Regions from separate parts of the Homo sapiens genome. Here region 1 is linked to region 2. Evidence: chromatin contacts called from ENCODE Hi-C or POLR2A ChIA-PET data. All regions are on one chromosome and are shown on one strand. The core of a region is the stretch at or near the end of the contact, and the rest is flanking DNA. Distances in the headings are between cores, read along the strand shown.

Region 1 (7,847 bases), core at 2,481-4,980, 95 kb after region 2:
ATTTCTTAGTAAAAACCACATGTTAAGTATCCAGTAAATTCAAGATCTCTAACTTCAAATATCTCCCCAGAAGCAGAATTTTCAACTTCTATTCTTTTTTTCCTTTACGAAAGCACCATCTACTGGCTATAGTTGGTATTGTAGCTCAGTTCCAGTTAATGCCCAACCCCAAAAGAAGCAACAGAGCTTCTTTTGTAATTAAATGATCAGGGTATAAACAGTGATACGATTTTTATTACAAAAATAGTTTCTAATTTCATATTACACCATTTTCCATGAATCTAATTCACATTTTATTTATTTATTTATTTTGAGACAGGGCCTCGCTCTGTTGCCCAGGCTGGAATGCAGTGGCACAATCTCAGCTCATTGTAGCCTCCACCTCCCGTGCTCAAGTGATTCTCCCATCTCAGCCCCCCGAGCAACTGAAGCTACAGGCATGTACCACCACGCCTGACTAATTTGTGTGTATGTGTGTGTGTGTGTGTGTGTGTGTTTTGTAGAGACGGGGCTTCACCATGTTGCCCAGTCTGGTCTCCAACTCCTGAGCTCAAGTGATCCGCCCACCTTGGCCTCCCAAAGCGTTGGGATTACAGGCATGAGCCACTGCGCCCGGCCTCTCATTACACATTTTAAGTCGTTATCTTTAGCCATGGGGTGACTTCCTTCTTGGTCACTGAGGCAGCATGTGCATGTTGGGGTGACGTTTACTGTTTCTATAAGTTGTACCAAAACATCTACTTAACCTTTTACATTTGTGCCATTCCTTCACATAAAGACATATGGTACCCCTTCCCCATCAAATCTTTATCTTACCCCACATATTTTATATTATTTAAATTGGGTCATCTGTTACACTCAAATTTTTGCTTTTATGAAACTCTGTCTTTGATAATATAATAGATGCTAATGGGGGAAATAATGTATGTTTTGGTGAAAATTGTTCTAAGGTCAAATTTTCAGGATTGATCTATTTCATGATGTAGGCATTATTTATAATTCACAAAATAAGCCTATTTCTCTTTTTTTAGACAGACTCTCACTCTGTCACCCAGGCTGGAGTGCAGTGGTTCGACCTTGGCTCAATGCAACCTCCACCTCCCAGGTTCAAGTGATTCTCCTGCCTCCGCCTCCTGAGTAGCTGGGATTACAGGCACGTGCCACCACGCCCAGCTAATTTTTGTATTTTTAGTAAAGACAGGGTTTCACCATGTTGGCCAGGCTGGTCTCGAATTCCTGACCTCAGGTGATCCACCCACAGTGGCCTCCCAAAGTGCTGGGATTACCGGCGTGAGCCACCATGCCCAGCTTGGCTTTTTAGATTTATTAAAAATTGCAACTGACTAGGGACAGTCCCAGATAGTGTTAATAGAGTTAATACGTTCATTCCATCTCTATCAATATGTGTTTTGTATACTAAAATCTTATGAGATTTTGTTCTGTAACTTGGGAAAGAGAAAGAAAAATATTTTGGAGAAGAAAATCGGGGAATAAAAGTGGGGAAAAAGGAGCTGGGAAGAAAGAGGAAGAAAAAGAAAGCAGTGTATAATGTAATTATCTTCCTGGCTTATATTTGAACTCCTCTGGATAGAGGAATGATGACCAGAAGTTATGAATTATTTTATAAACACAAAAGTTGATAAAACCTTTCAAAAGACACTTTGTGATTCTCTTGGCATAACAGAGCTGCCTTAGTGACCAGATGTCACAATGTGATACAGAGCCAGAGAGGAAGTCATTTTTGTCCATGATGCAAGGAACCCAGCATTTTGACAACCCAGATGGAATGTGGAGCTCCCATGGAAGAAACGTGTCATCTGGAGGCCTGCATAACCACTGCATTCTCCAGATGGGCACTGGAAGCGCTGAGGCTTCCCACCCAGAAGGTCCACGTGGTGGACAAGGGCAAGTGACAACCAGAGCCACGACTCAAAAGAGGGTGGCTGCTTCAGGCTGATTTCCTTTGACAGACTGGTTTATGGACGTGTGCAAGGGCCTCTCTTTGGGAACTGTCAGAAATGACAGGAGAGATACAAGAAGGTCAACGTCTGGAAATCCGACAAAATGGGCTTAATTCATTGTAATTTTGTTTGCTTTTAAAAAATTAAATCTCTGTCTATATGTGTATATATACATATTTTAAATACATATATATTTAAATACATATATCTGTATTTTAAATACATATATCTGTATTTTAAATACATGTATATTTAAATACATATATCTGTATTTTAAATACATGTATATTTAAAATACATATATCTGTATTTTAAATACATGTATATTTAAATACATATATCTGTATTTTAAATACATGTATATTTAAGTACATATATGTTTTTATATATACGTATATTAAAATACATATATGTATTTATATACATATAAAAACATATATGTATTTATATATACGTATATTAAATTACATATATGTATTTATATATACATATATTAATACATATATGTATTTATATATACATATATTAATACATATATGTATTTTATATATACATATATTTATTTATTTAAATACATATATGTATTTTATATATACATATATGTATTTTATATATACATATATGTATTTATTTAAATACATATATTTACATACATTTATGTATTTTAAATACCTCATTAGGTATTTAAAATGCATACAAATATAAAATAAATATAGGTATTTGAAATATATATAAAAATATAAAAAACATATAGGTATCTTAAATACCTAATGAGGTCTGGGATATCTGGGCAATGTCTATTAGCTTAACTAACAGCGTCAGTGATAACCCTTATTACCCATGGTAAGAAGCAAGCGGGTATAACATGGATAATTAGTACGTCCAGAGGAAATGGAGAGGGCATAGAACCCACTCGAGCTTCTATATTCCAATTACTTCCGGGATTGCGTGGATAAATAACATGGCTGTAAACAGGGGAGAGGGGATGAGAATAGTTTAAAACCCATGCATGTAGCTTGACTGATTGGTTCTAGAAGTTACCAGGGCATTGATCAGGGTTAGCGGGGCGCTTGGCTGATTCCTTCTGCAAAGCACATGCTAGTTTTCACACTTGCATGTGAAACGTCTAAAGCCATATCAGAACTGAGACAGGAAATGAAAGGTGATAAAACCACAGCCCCCCACTCCAGCTCCGCTCTGCACAGCTGCTCTGCTTCTTCACACAGGCCGACTTCAATGGAAGCTCGATGCATGCAGAACTGCCCAGGGACCTGGCCTCTTCACCTCATCACATTTTGAGGTGGGCAACACCAGCTTTTGAATCAGGAAGCAATTTGAAAATCAGTCATGTTTGGATCCCTCAGGCCTGGTTTCATCTGATTAATAAGCTCTGCTTTCAAAGCTCCCCCTGGACAGTCTCCCTCCCCAAACCCACTCTCCAAGTGTCTGCAAGCCGACTCCTCGGCTCCCTTTTGAGCAGGTCCAGCAATAGGAATCGGGCAGCCTTACCCAGAAGGACTAGCCCAGCATCGGCTGACCTTGCCAGGAGGAATTTCTCTCTCCAGCTTGAATTTCCTTCCTGCCTAACTTTAGGCCTTTACTGGGGACCACGCTCCCCTTTGACCACCCGGAATAAATCTCCCCTGCATCCCTGACAGCTGCTGATTTGGCTTCTTTCTTATTTTTTTTTTTAATTGAAAGTAAACCTTCAAAGTGGCCCAGCCACCTGAGAAGCTCGGCTGAGCGTGGCAGCTGGGCAGTGAACCTGAAACAGCGGCGCGGCGTTTCACCGGGTCCCCTCCCGCTCAGGGCAGAAATCATGGGGTTTTGTGGGCTGCCAGGGCCGCTTAGCTTTCAATTTAGCTTTTGCATTAGAAAAAGGGAATATGGACATGGGTCAAATGATTGTGGAGTGATTTTGAAAGTAGCTGTGTAACAGGCGAGAGATGGGGGCAGGGGGAGGTTTGATTTGCAGGCAGAATGCAAGTTTATTTATAAGAGAAATCTAGGGGTGTCTTTGTGCTTTCCTGTTAGACTCTTGGAAGCACTTTGAAGAAGGAAATAAAATTTAAAAAACATATTCAAATTTAACAATCAGTCTTGAACACCGGGAAGCGACAATGTACAGGATGGCACAGAGAGGGTCAAGATTGCTAGAATTTTCTTTTAGGGTCTTCTCCTTGTTACCTTGTTATTTTAAGCTGGTCACTTCAACTCTCTATATCTTCCCCCAAACACATTTTATTTTTGTTTTGGAAAGTTTTAAATATTCAGAAAAGTTGAAAAAATAATATAACAAGTTCATATCCACCACCTAGATTCAACAATGGTTAACATTTTTTTCCATATTTGTTTTGTTGTTTTGTTTTTATCTTTATGTGTACACACACACAGACCCCCCCCCCCCGCCCACACACAGACACATTTGCTGAAACATTAGAAAGTAAGTTACAGGCAGCATGACAATTTATCCCTAATTAAATACCCGAGCATGCATTTCCTAATACTAACATTCTCCTAAATAACCCCAATACAATGATCACACCTAAGATAATGAAAAAGAATTCCCTAATAACATCTAATATCCAGGCCATATTAAAACTTCTCCAAGTGATTCAAAACTGTCTCTGATAAGTGTTTTTTGTTTTGAACCAGGAGCCAATCAAGTTTCACCCGTTACATTTGGTTGTTGTCTTTTTAATCTCTTGCTCTCTCATCTCTCATTGAGGCAGAACCTACATACAAGTGTATAACCTTAAACCTGTACCTTGATCAATTTTTACATACTTATGTAAAAATTGTGACCCCTATATGACCACCAACCAGGTTGATATATGGAATATTTTTATTGCCCCTGAAGGTTGCCCCAAGCTGTTTCTCTGTCAATATGACCTCTTCCCCATCCCCTAGAAGGGGCAAGGGTATGAAACAACTGAACCTCCCAGATCCTTTGGCTGAAAGTGCAAATTGGTTGAACCACTTAGGAAAATTGTTGGCAGTATTTAAAACCCTTCAATAGATACTGATTCTATGAACCAGTAATTCGTCTCCTAAGTCTACACCACAGAGTTGCATATGCCATCAAAGACCCGTGCAAGAATGCTTACAACAGCTTTATTCACAATGTCCCCAAGTTGGAAATGTCACAGATATCCATCAACAATAAAATAGATAACTGAATTGTGGCATATGTATATACAAAGAAATGCTACACAGTAACAAAAGGAAAGAGATACTGCATCTTGCAATAGCATAGATGAATCTCAGACATGTTGAGTGAAAGAAGCTTGATACAAGAGCACAGGCTGTATGAATCCTTGTAGATGAAAGCCAAAAAGAGGCATAAACTATCATCGACTGTGACTGAAGTCTTTAGAGTCCTTTAATTAATAATCATCATGTTTTTTTTTCTCCCCCACGATATTTTCTCTTTGGAGAAAGTAGATGAGTTGTTTTGTAGAATATGTTACATTCTGGATTTGTCTGATTATTTTCTCATTGAACTTGACCCTTCACAACTGGGGACCCATGAGAGAATTGAGGTGTGTTGTCCTAAGGCACTCATTTTAGGTCGTGAATTAACTTCTATCCCATGCAACTAGAATAGTAGTAGTTATGTTCCATTCTTAGGAGAACTGACAATCATCACTCAACTCATATTCTGTGGATCCATGGTTCAGTTGAGGAACTAGCTGAGAAAGGCTTACTGAAAGATATTAAGGCTCAATTAGAGTCAAGTCATTTTGGGCAAGATTATTTTACAGTTGGTACCATTTACTTCCTACTGTATCATGCTGGGAGGCATTTAACATCAGGTTGTTACACCATTAGTGATGTGGTTGTGAGTTTGATTGTTTGGTTAAGGTGGTGACCACCTCAACCGCTTCATTGTAAAGAATGTTCTCCTTGGTCTCCATGGTTTAACAACCTTATTTGTCAACATGCAGTACTCATAGGCCAGTATCTCCCACTTGATGGAATGGTTTATTCTCAGCAAATTTAGCTACGAGGTAAAATTCTTCAAAGAAAATTGTTATTTCACCTACAAGAGCTTCACTCTAAAGTAGGAGCTTCATACCATAAACACACAACTGTAATAACACATTTGTAATCTTTAAGATTTTTAGATAACATCAAATGAATTCACTTCTTACTTGAGATAATCTGATAAACATCATTCATGACATTAAAACTGATCTAGGACATATGATTTTGCATTTATATACATTTGGTGGTGGTAAGTATTATGATAAAAATAGTGTTTAAATCATTGGCAGAAACTAAATTAAGGATTTCATGAATATACGTAGATCTTGGAGCTGGAAGAGATGTGTTTCAAAGCATTCTACAGTAGAAAAAATAACTCTTAAGAACTCACTCTTGTACTCTAACTTAAAGGAGGGAAAGTGGTTTAAGCATGATTATCAACAGATTTCATGCGAAGAAAATCATTTAAAGTGACTTAGATGGACTTTAGTGCATAATAATCACACCAATCCAGAAATTTCATGAAGAAAACGAAGGGTCACATCTCTGAGCAATCATAGCCAACCTATTCCAAGTCTTGACATCCTTGAGGCAGATTAAAGATGGACACAAATTGGTTGACAATCTTTCTTTCAAGAGATTGGGTCCATGTCTCCTTTCCCGGGAGATTGGTAGGCCCTGTAGCTGCTTTGACCGAGAGCATACAGTGCAGGTGAAGATGTGCACATTCCTGCACCCAAGTCTTCAAAGACTGGGAGCTACCTCTTACTATCTTTGGAAACACCCACTTCTGGAACCTAGCCATTGTGCTGCAGAAAGCCCCAGCAGTCCTGGGGAGGGGCCCATGTGGAGAAGAACTCAGACCCCTAACTCACATCTCTGATTCGGATCCCAGCTGATAGCTGGCACCAACTTGGCAGCCATGTGAGGGAACCATTCTTGAAAGTGGATCCTCTAGTCCTCGTTGGGCCACCTCAAATGATGCTTCATGGAGCAGAGGTGGCCATCTCTGCCAAGCCCTGAACATAATTGCAGATTGTGGAGTAAAATAAATAAGTATTCTTTTTTTTTTTTTTTTTTGAGACTGGGTCTTACTCTGTTGCCCAGGCTGTAGTGCAGTAGCATGATCTCAGCTCACTGCAACCTCCACTTTCCAGGCTCAAGTGATTCTTGTACTCAGCCTCCCAGGTAGCTGGAATTATAGGCATGCACCACCATGGCTGGCTAATTTTGGTATTTTTAGTAGAGATGGGGTCTCACCATGTTGGCCAGGCTGGTCTTGAACTCCTGATCTAAAGTGATCTGCCTGTCTTGGCCTCCCAAAGTGCTGGGATTACAGGTGTGAGCCATCACACCCGGCCGAAATGAGTATTATACTCAAGCTGCTGGGTCTTGGAGTCATTTCTTAGGTACCAAAGTTAATGCAACAATCCTTATTTGTTATATGGTGATAAACCTACTTGTCTTGTATACACAGAGAGGGTAAAATACAATAGTGTATATAAAAGTGGTTTTCAAACTATAAAGCAATTCTATGCCAATGTAAGGTGTAAGTATCTGCAAAAACCAACAGAATAGGAGGATTCTGTAAATATTACTGATCTGAAGTTGGCATATTGCTCTAATTTCTGTGGATCCCACCTCCTGAAGTTGGAAACAGTACCAGTTCCTTTTTTTTCCCTGTAGTTAAAATATGCATAGCAAAATTTACCATCTTAGTCATTTTAAAGGGTACAATTCAGCGGCATTCAGTACATTCACACTTTTGTGCAACCATCACCACCATCTACCTCCAGCCATCCAGTTCCTTTTCATAACAGGAAATACATCTCCATAACAAGTATGATTTTCCATTCTAAACTTGAAGTGAAGCTAAATCATCTCAGCATCATGCATGAG
Region 2 (7,490 bases), core at 1-2,500:
CCCCCTATAAACTGTAGACAAAGCCCACCTAGTGGTTTAGAATTAGGGAATTAAAAGGTGGATTTTGTTACTATGCTGTAATTAAGAAATCTTCACAATTCCAGCTTGGGGTGGGGAGGGAGGGGGGTGGTTCAGAATTTATACCTATCAAACTGCTGCAAAAAATTCATTGTATCGGGGTTAGACTGCAAATACTTCTACCCCTCAAAACGAATCTGCAAATTATTTCCCAGATGCTGAGTAAAGAGGTGAGGAGGTTCCAAACTCCAAATCCAGAATGCACCTATTACAGGGCAAAGACTGAAGTTTTCAGGGAAAACACATCACCGATTTTAAAGCTGATTTAATTATATTATTAACTATTCACAGACACCTAATAGCCACATTTGCAACATTCAAGCAACCTTATTTAAGCTAAGAATATCACACTGCCCACAGTTCCATTTCACAATACCGTCTGCCTAAAAACGACAACTTGAACTGAAAACTAATACTAAATCAGAATAACCCTTTTCAATGCCTCCTGCCAATCATTAGGGCAGCGGGATAAGTGAATTGTTAAAGTCTATTGTGCAGCTGCGCTCTCATTCAGTTTCAGAATCTCCCTTGGATATTCGTTCATGCTTGTAGAACCGACCACGCGGTACATTGGGAAACGGTCACATGAACAATGCGTGACTTCCATTGTGCATCAATCCTCCTCTTGTTAGGAGGAAATTAAAAAGTCACATGGACACACGAAAGTACCGAGAAGGCACGCAGCTGAAGATCTGGTAGGGGATGCATGCGGCACCAGCATGGTCGTGGCACCCGAGTGGGAAGTGCAACAAACGCCAACATCTTGTTACTTTTAACGCCTAACTTCCTGCAGCGCTGGAGCAGCCAGCGGCCGCCGGGAAGCCGAGCTCGGCTGCAGCCCTGCGTCGCCGCGCCACGACCCGACCATCCTCTGAGACGCCCGGGACGGGAGCGCCCACCCCCAACCAGGCGCGGACAGACCTCCCGAGCGCAGCCCGGCGGGAACCCGTCAGCGCGGGAACCGGCCTCGAACTCCAGGCGTGGACAGCCGCGAGAAACTGACCTACGCGGTCACCCGGGCTCCCAGAGCTCCCGAGGCGGTGGCCACGACCCCAGGCTTCCCGTCCGCCCGCCCCACGTCGAGGAAGTGGTCGTCACCAACTCTGGCTGGCACTCCCCGAGGACGCTCGAGCCCGCGTAACGTCTGTCTCCGGGACCCGGCGCCGGGACCACGGCGGAGCGCGAGGTGGCGCCGCCCCTCCCCGCAGCCCGCCCCTGGAACGCGCATCCTCCTGGCGAGCTGGCATCCCTCCCGACACGTGACCGCAGCGGGGACACGCCCGTTCCCCGCCCACTCCCCGCCCCTGCCTGGCCTGCCCACGCCCCCGGCCCGCTCCTGTCCCGCCTGGGCCACCGGCGCTGGTTCCAGGTTTTGCCAGCTACTAGGGACGCGTAAAGCCTTCGCGCTCCTCCCACCACACCCCGAGGGAAGAAGTGGCAGGCCTTACCCGGAGACTACAAGGAACCGCCCGTGTGAGCCAGTGGAAGACTCGCGTCCCCAGGCAAAATATAAGTCCTGGGTTAATAGTCTGAAGTCTGTCATTAAGCAATAGGTTATCCAGCTGCCCAGATTTTTTTCTTTTTTGCTTTGGCTGCAACTCGACCCGTGGGAACTTAATTGGCAATGTAAATTAGACAATTTACAAAAAAACACCTCCTTTTACTTTCACCTGTGAAAGGAAGCGCTTAAAATGCCATACAGGTGTAACCATTATAGAATAGATATGCGTGAGACAAGGATTTACAAAATTTCCTCACCTCCTCTCCTCCAGATTCCATGCACAAGGCGTCTAGCTAGAGGAGTTAGCAAATAGTCTATAACGTGAAGGTTCAAACTCTAGTATAATTCCACCGTTTTTGTTTTTTTCTTTTTTTGAGGCAAGGTCTCACTCTGTCTCCCAAGCTGGAGTGTAGTGGCGCGATCTCGGCTCACTGCAGCATCGTCTTCTGGGTTCAAGCGATCCTCCGGCCTCAGCTGGACTACAGGCGGGTAATCAAGGGACTGGGACTACAGGCGCGCCCTGCCGCGCCCGGACAAGTTTTGTATTTTTAGTAGAGACAGACTCTCCCTATGTTGCCCAGGCTGGTCTCCAACTCCTGGGCCTCCCAAAGTGTTGGGATTACAGGCGTGAGTCACCCCTGCAGGCCACAGCTTTGCTTTTTAAAAGCATTTCTGCATAACTAAAAAGACAGGAAATTACGAGCATACGAAAACTGATTTCTGCTTTCCTGAATTTTCTAAATGTATTTAATGAACATGTTCTTTTGCAATGAAAAAGTAATAAATAGGTATCATTTTTAAAAGGACTGTAGTTTTTCCATCAAGTCTAGAAGCATGTATTGAGAACCTATAATAGGCCCTTTTGGTCATTGTGATATGTGTGAAACAGCATATGGCAGATCTTTTGAAATGATGTTTTTGGATACCACAAGCAATCCTGCTGGTGTATCTCAGGCTGGCATCATCTTTTATTAACAAAGCAGGCACTTTACTAGCACAATACTTCAACTGCAAAATGTGTGGTAACTAAAGCAGCTGTATTTGTCTGGAAAAGAAGAAACCTCAGGGCTTACTATCTAAGGATATTGAACCATCTTTTTTTTTTTTTTTGAGATGGAGTTTTACTCTTGTGCAGTGGTGCAATCTCAGCTCACTGCAACCTCTGCCTCCGAGGTTCAAGCGATTCTCCTGCCTCAGCCTCCTAAGTAGCTGGGACTATAGGTGCGTGCCACCATACCCGGCTAACTTTTGTATTTTTAGTAGAGATAGGGTTTCACTATGTTTGTCAGTCTGATCTCAAACTCCTGATCTCAGGTGATCCACCCACTTCAGCCTCCCAAGGTGCTGGGATTATAGGTGTGAGCCACCACACCCAGCCTTGAACCATCTTCATAGCCAAAATAAAACTACCGAAATAATGACAATAATAATTGGCTACTGAAATAATTTTCCATGATTCCATGAAAGCCTTCATTCTCTCTGTGATGATTTAATTACCTAAATTCACAACTTGCACTTTGCAACTCCCTTCTACAGTTTGCAAATGAAAAACAGATTGCAGTCAATAGGAGGATGAAGTAGTAATCACTACAGTTATCAATAAGAGAAGTTCCAATCTTGATAGCATTACTATTTATACTGTATCTTTAAAGGACTTTATTTGGTATTTCCATAAAATATGCAGAAAAGATATCTCATGGGCATTTATATTATTGACGGCTAGTACAGGTAAAATCACCATGATGGCATAACAGAATTCATTATTCTAGAACACTGTGTCTAATGGAACTTTCTGCGATGATAGAAATGTTCTATAATTCTACCTTGTCCAGTACAGTAGCCACTAGCCACATGTGGCTATTGAGTACTTGAAATGTGGCCAGTGTGACTGACGGTTTCAAGTTTTATTTAATTTAAATAGCCACATGTGGATAGCAGTTACCATATTGGGCAGTGCAGTTCTAGAATAACAAAACTATCACTAGATTGTCCCCGTCATATCATACTCTATTTTAAGAAACATTTGGCAGAAGTAGAACCTCTGGAACTAGTTAATAAATATTTTCCTTCATATTCCTTTCTGAGCTTTAGGCAGATAGATATTTTAACTTTGCAGATGCGGCATATTAAAGTAACTAGTAATATAATCCCTACATATATAAGTAGGAATTGCAATGGAAGCTCTGACTGGTTGTGAAATGGATTTGGGAGTATCTAACCCCTGGCCCTGCCATTCCCGGGCCTGCCTGACCCACATTGAAAAGTGAACCGGGTAACTTAAGACTGGGATGGGCTTCATCAGAATTGTTCATTGCCTGGTTCAGACTGGATTCACCTTGGACTCTTTTGTTTCAGGAAACTTAGGAGCCCAAATCTCTCTACTGTCATCCCCCTCCCCGCATTCCAATGACCTCCTTCAGAATGTGATCCTCTTTAGATTGTAGTACCTAATGTCTGGTCCTTGCAGTTTTGTCTCAAGCCTGAGACATCCCAGAATGCACTTAGTGCATTGCATGTTTTAAAAACACTCCCCTGGTGCCAGTGTGACTTTGAAGTGGTGCAGGAACACGCTAAAGGCTTAAGTCTCATTAAAAGGAGGATTTTATGGACTGAGACTTTGGGGAGGGCTTTGGGTAATTACTGCCTGGAATACTGAAAAGTAGGTCAGATGTCATCAGGCGAATGCAGATAAACCATTGAGTTGAGGGAAATGAATCATTCCCTTATACCTACATATGAAAGACTTTGTAGTTACTATTAACTCCAGACCATCAAAGCTATGAGGTCATTGGGAGTTTTTCTCTCTTAAAAGTGGTCTAAATTTGTTATTTGTCATTTGTGCCATTTCACTCAGTTTATTTAATAACAGGAATGAATTGGTATAGTTTCAGATATTAAATTCTTTTGGTCTAGACTTAATTTTGTACCCATCTCTCTTTTCCTGCAGGTATGACACACAGATGTCTAAGCAACTGCCTTCCAGCAGTGATTGATTTTGCTGGTTCCCCACACAAAAAGTTTGGAAGAGACCCTTATGTCTTCTGTAGAGTTTCTTGGTTGTAAGCAGCAAGCACTGGTGCTGGCTAACTTAAGCAAATAAAGAATATATCACTCAGACATCAAAGAAACAGCTGGAAATCTGGCTTGGCAAAGGCCGGATTAGGGCACTCCTGGGGATGTGGGTAGTAGGAATAGTCTATAGTTTTTCCTCAGTGCCAACACTGGGAAAGAATATGTTCCAATTATTTTCATTTTCCTATCCTTTTGTCTTTCTTCAGAAGAAGCAAAGTTGAGAGATAGTCTTTCATAGCTTTTCCCATAAGGTATGTTCTCCTTGGGCAACATTTTCAACTCAACCTTTAGCCCTTAGCTTGCTTTTTCTTTTTTTTTTTCTTTATTTTTTTTATTTTTGAGACGAGGGTCTTGCTCTGTCACCCAGGCTAGAGTACAGTGGCATGATCATGGCTCACTGCAGCCTCAACCTCTCAGGCTCAAGCAGTTCTCCCACCTCAGCCTCCCAAGTAGCTGGGACTACTGGCGCGAGCCACCATGCCCAGCTAACTTTTGTTTATTTTTTATAGAGACAGGGTCACACTATGTTGCCCAGGGTGGTCTCAAACTCTGGTTTGAGCAATCTGCCCACCTTGGCCTCCCAAAGTGCTGGGATTACAGGCATGAACCACCTCACCTGGCCTTTCTTTATTCATCATGAATATACCCTGCTTAGCCTGGTCAACATGGAGAAACTCTGTCTCTACAAAACAAAAATTAGCCAGGCATGGTGGTGTGGCCTGTAGTCCCAGCTACTGAGGAGGCTGAGGTGGGAGGATCACTTGAACCTGGCAGGTGGAGGCTGCAGTGAACTGAGATCACATCACTGCACTTCAGCCTGGGAGACAGAGACCCTGCCTCAAAAAACAAACAAACAAACAAACAAAAAAGAATATATTCCGCTTTTCTATCCCTAATTGTCTGCTCAAGCAGTGTGCCTGACAGTCACATGACCCCTTCTAGGAAGCCTTGGAAAGTCTGCCCTGCCTATTGCCCCTTTTTGAGGACTTCATTATGCAACCTACAATTCTTGGCTCAGCTGAAGGAGCAAGAGCAGGGCCTCCTAAATGGCACCTTTCTATTAGGCTTACCAAAGGCCTGGTATATGTGCTTTGCCCAACAGGAAATCTCTATACTGAGTAGCATTGAACCATCTAGATTTCTCTCTTGGGTAGGTTTAACCGTGACGCATGCAAAGGACAGTCCTTAGTCAAGGTAGATGCAGAAAGGCTCACAGAGGGAAGTGAGAGCAGAGAGTAAGCAGAAGCCATGGGACAGCCTAAAGGAGAATACAGAAAAGATGACCAGGAGCGGCAGAAGCAAGAGCAGAGAGAGAATGATTGAGACCCCAGAGTGCGGAAACACTAGGGTAGGGAGCAAAGGATGGCGCCCCCTGCTGAGAGGTCCAGAATGGTGGGCTGCAGTTAAATCTTCAACAACCTTCTGCAGCAGCGTGATGTCTCTGCTTTTATGTCTCTGTATTGTTGCAATAAATTCTTACTCTTTATCTGATGTAACCTGAGTGTTTTTCTATTCCTTGAGCCCAGAAAGAGCCTAATACACCATTACTACCCCCTTTCCTGTTCTCATCTCTCCCATTTTAATCTGTAACCAACAACCTTGTGGATACCTCCTTTCCTTTCAACAGCCATCTCTTCAGGGTCTCATGTTGTTCTTCGCTCTTCTGACTCTTCTGAAATACATCTCTTTTCCAGATACCTACTAACCACCGCTATCTATATCTCAGTCACCTGTCAGCACCTAATACAGGTCAAAGGCCCCATTCTCAATGAGTTACAATAGAAGGTGATTTTACTTTATTCACTGAAGTCACAAAGATCAAGGGTGGGAACTTCATGGGCCGGCAGTCTCTGGGCCTAAATTGGAAGTATGAACCAAATCACTGACTCCTGGTGTTAGATTTGTTAGAGTCCTCAGAAATAATCTAGTTCAACCTCAAGCCTAAAGCCAGACTGTCCTCAATCACATTAGGAAGAAGTTTTCCCACCCCTGTCTGTGGCTGGGAACTTTCCAGACAGGCAGGTCACTACTTCACAGTGCAGCCCAACCATTTGTTTTCCAACATTAAGAATGCGGGGCCAGGCATGGTGGCTCACGCCTATAATTCCAGCACTTTGCGAGGTCCAGGCGGGCAGATCGTTTGAGCCCAGGAGCTCAAGACAAGCCTGGGCAACATGACAAAACCTTGTCTCTACCAAAAAAAAAAAAAAAAAAAAAAAAAAGGCTGGGCATGGTGGCACACACCTGTAGTCTGAGACTGAGACCGGAGGATCACCGGAGCCCAGAAGGTCGAGGCTGCAGTGAGCCATGATCGTGCCACTGCACTCCAGCACTGGCAACAGAGTTAGAGGCTGTCTCAAAAAAAACAAAAATGTTTGAAGACAACAGTCATGAGCTACCTTGATATTTCTTTTCCAGGCTTACATTCCCCCATGTCTCAACCCATCTTCATGCTCCAACTAGTCATGGTAGTCTAACACAGTTAGACTAACACAGAATTAAACAAATCACAACTTTTTCTGTGAAGCCAAAGAGGGTAGGAAAGTCTTATCTTAGTAAGTCCTATTATAATATCAATTTTTCTAAACCTATGGCCTTTTTTCCATACATGTCATCTCTGACCTCTCCACTGCTGTCTGGTGGTAGCTAATTTTTCTCACTTAATAGAGACCAGGGGGAAGGAGGTGGTGGAGTTAGATTGGAGAAAGAAAGCAGGGAGTGCAGCAAAGAAGTTATACATTTATATACAAATTCCTGGCCTCATGAAGTTTATAATCTAATTTGGTAGGCAAAGTATACAATTAAAACTCATAAAAAAGACAAGCCATAACAGCCAAAA

Evidence for each region. A loop is a pair of places that touch in the nucleus more often than their neighbours do. ChIA-PET counts read pairs that join two places held with the same protein, here RNA polymerase II (POLR2A). Pooled maps may share reads with other maps.
Region 1: a pooled map shows a loop between it and region 2 (4-fold over the local background). The contact joins the enhancer-like site here to the promoter of OSBPL1A in region 2. A Hi-C loop is called at or near these places in 6 of 50 pooled maps. POLR2A ChIA-PET finds 5 or more read pairs at or near these places in 4 of 52 experiments (CD4-positive, alpha-beta T cell, Panc1, WTC11 and 1 more).

What each region holds. Positions count from the first base shown.
Region 1 is chr18:24,488,966-24,496,812 of GRCh38, forward strand. No RefSeq gene overlaps it. Among named protein-coding and RNA genes, the nearest start is that of HRH4, 32 kb to the left of the region's middle. RefSeq lists a silencer at 3,016-3,075 and an enhancer at 3,256-3,425. Within about 2 kb of position 3,731, at least 2 of the 41 ENCODE cell types and tissues checked have a DNase peak (open chromatin) inside an H3K27ac peak, as active enhancers do.
Region 2 is chr18:24,396,574-24,404,063 of GRCh38, forward strand. It overlaps OSBPL1A (oxysterol binding protein like 1A), which reads right to left and starts at 1,251. Exons shown (of 28, transcript NM_080597.4): 1 at 1,082-1,251. It overlaps LOC124904268 (a long non-coding RNA gene), which reads left to right. Exons shown (of 3, transcript XR_007066314.1): 3 at 4,527-6,142. RefSeq lists a silencer at 1,185-1,314.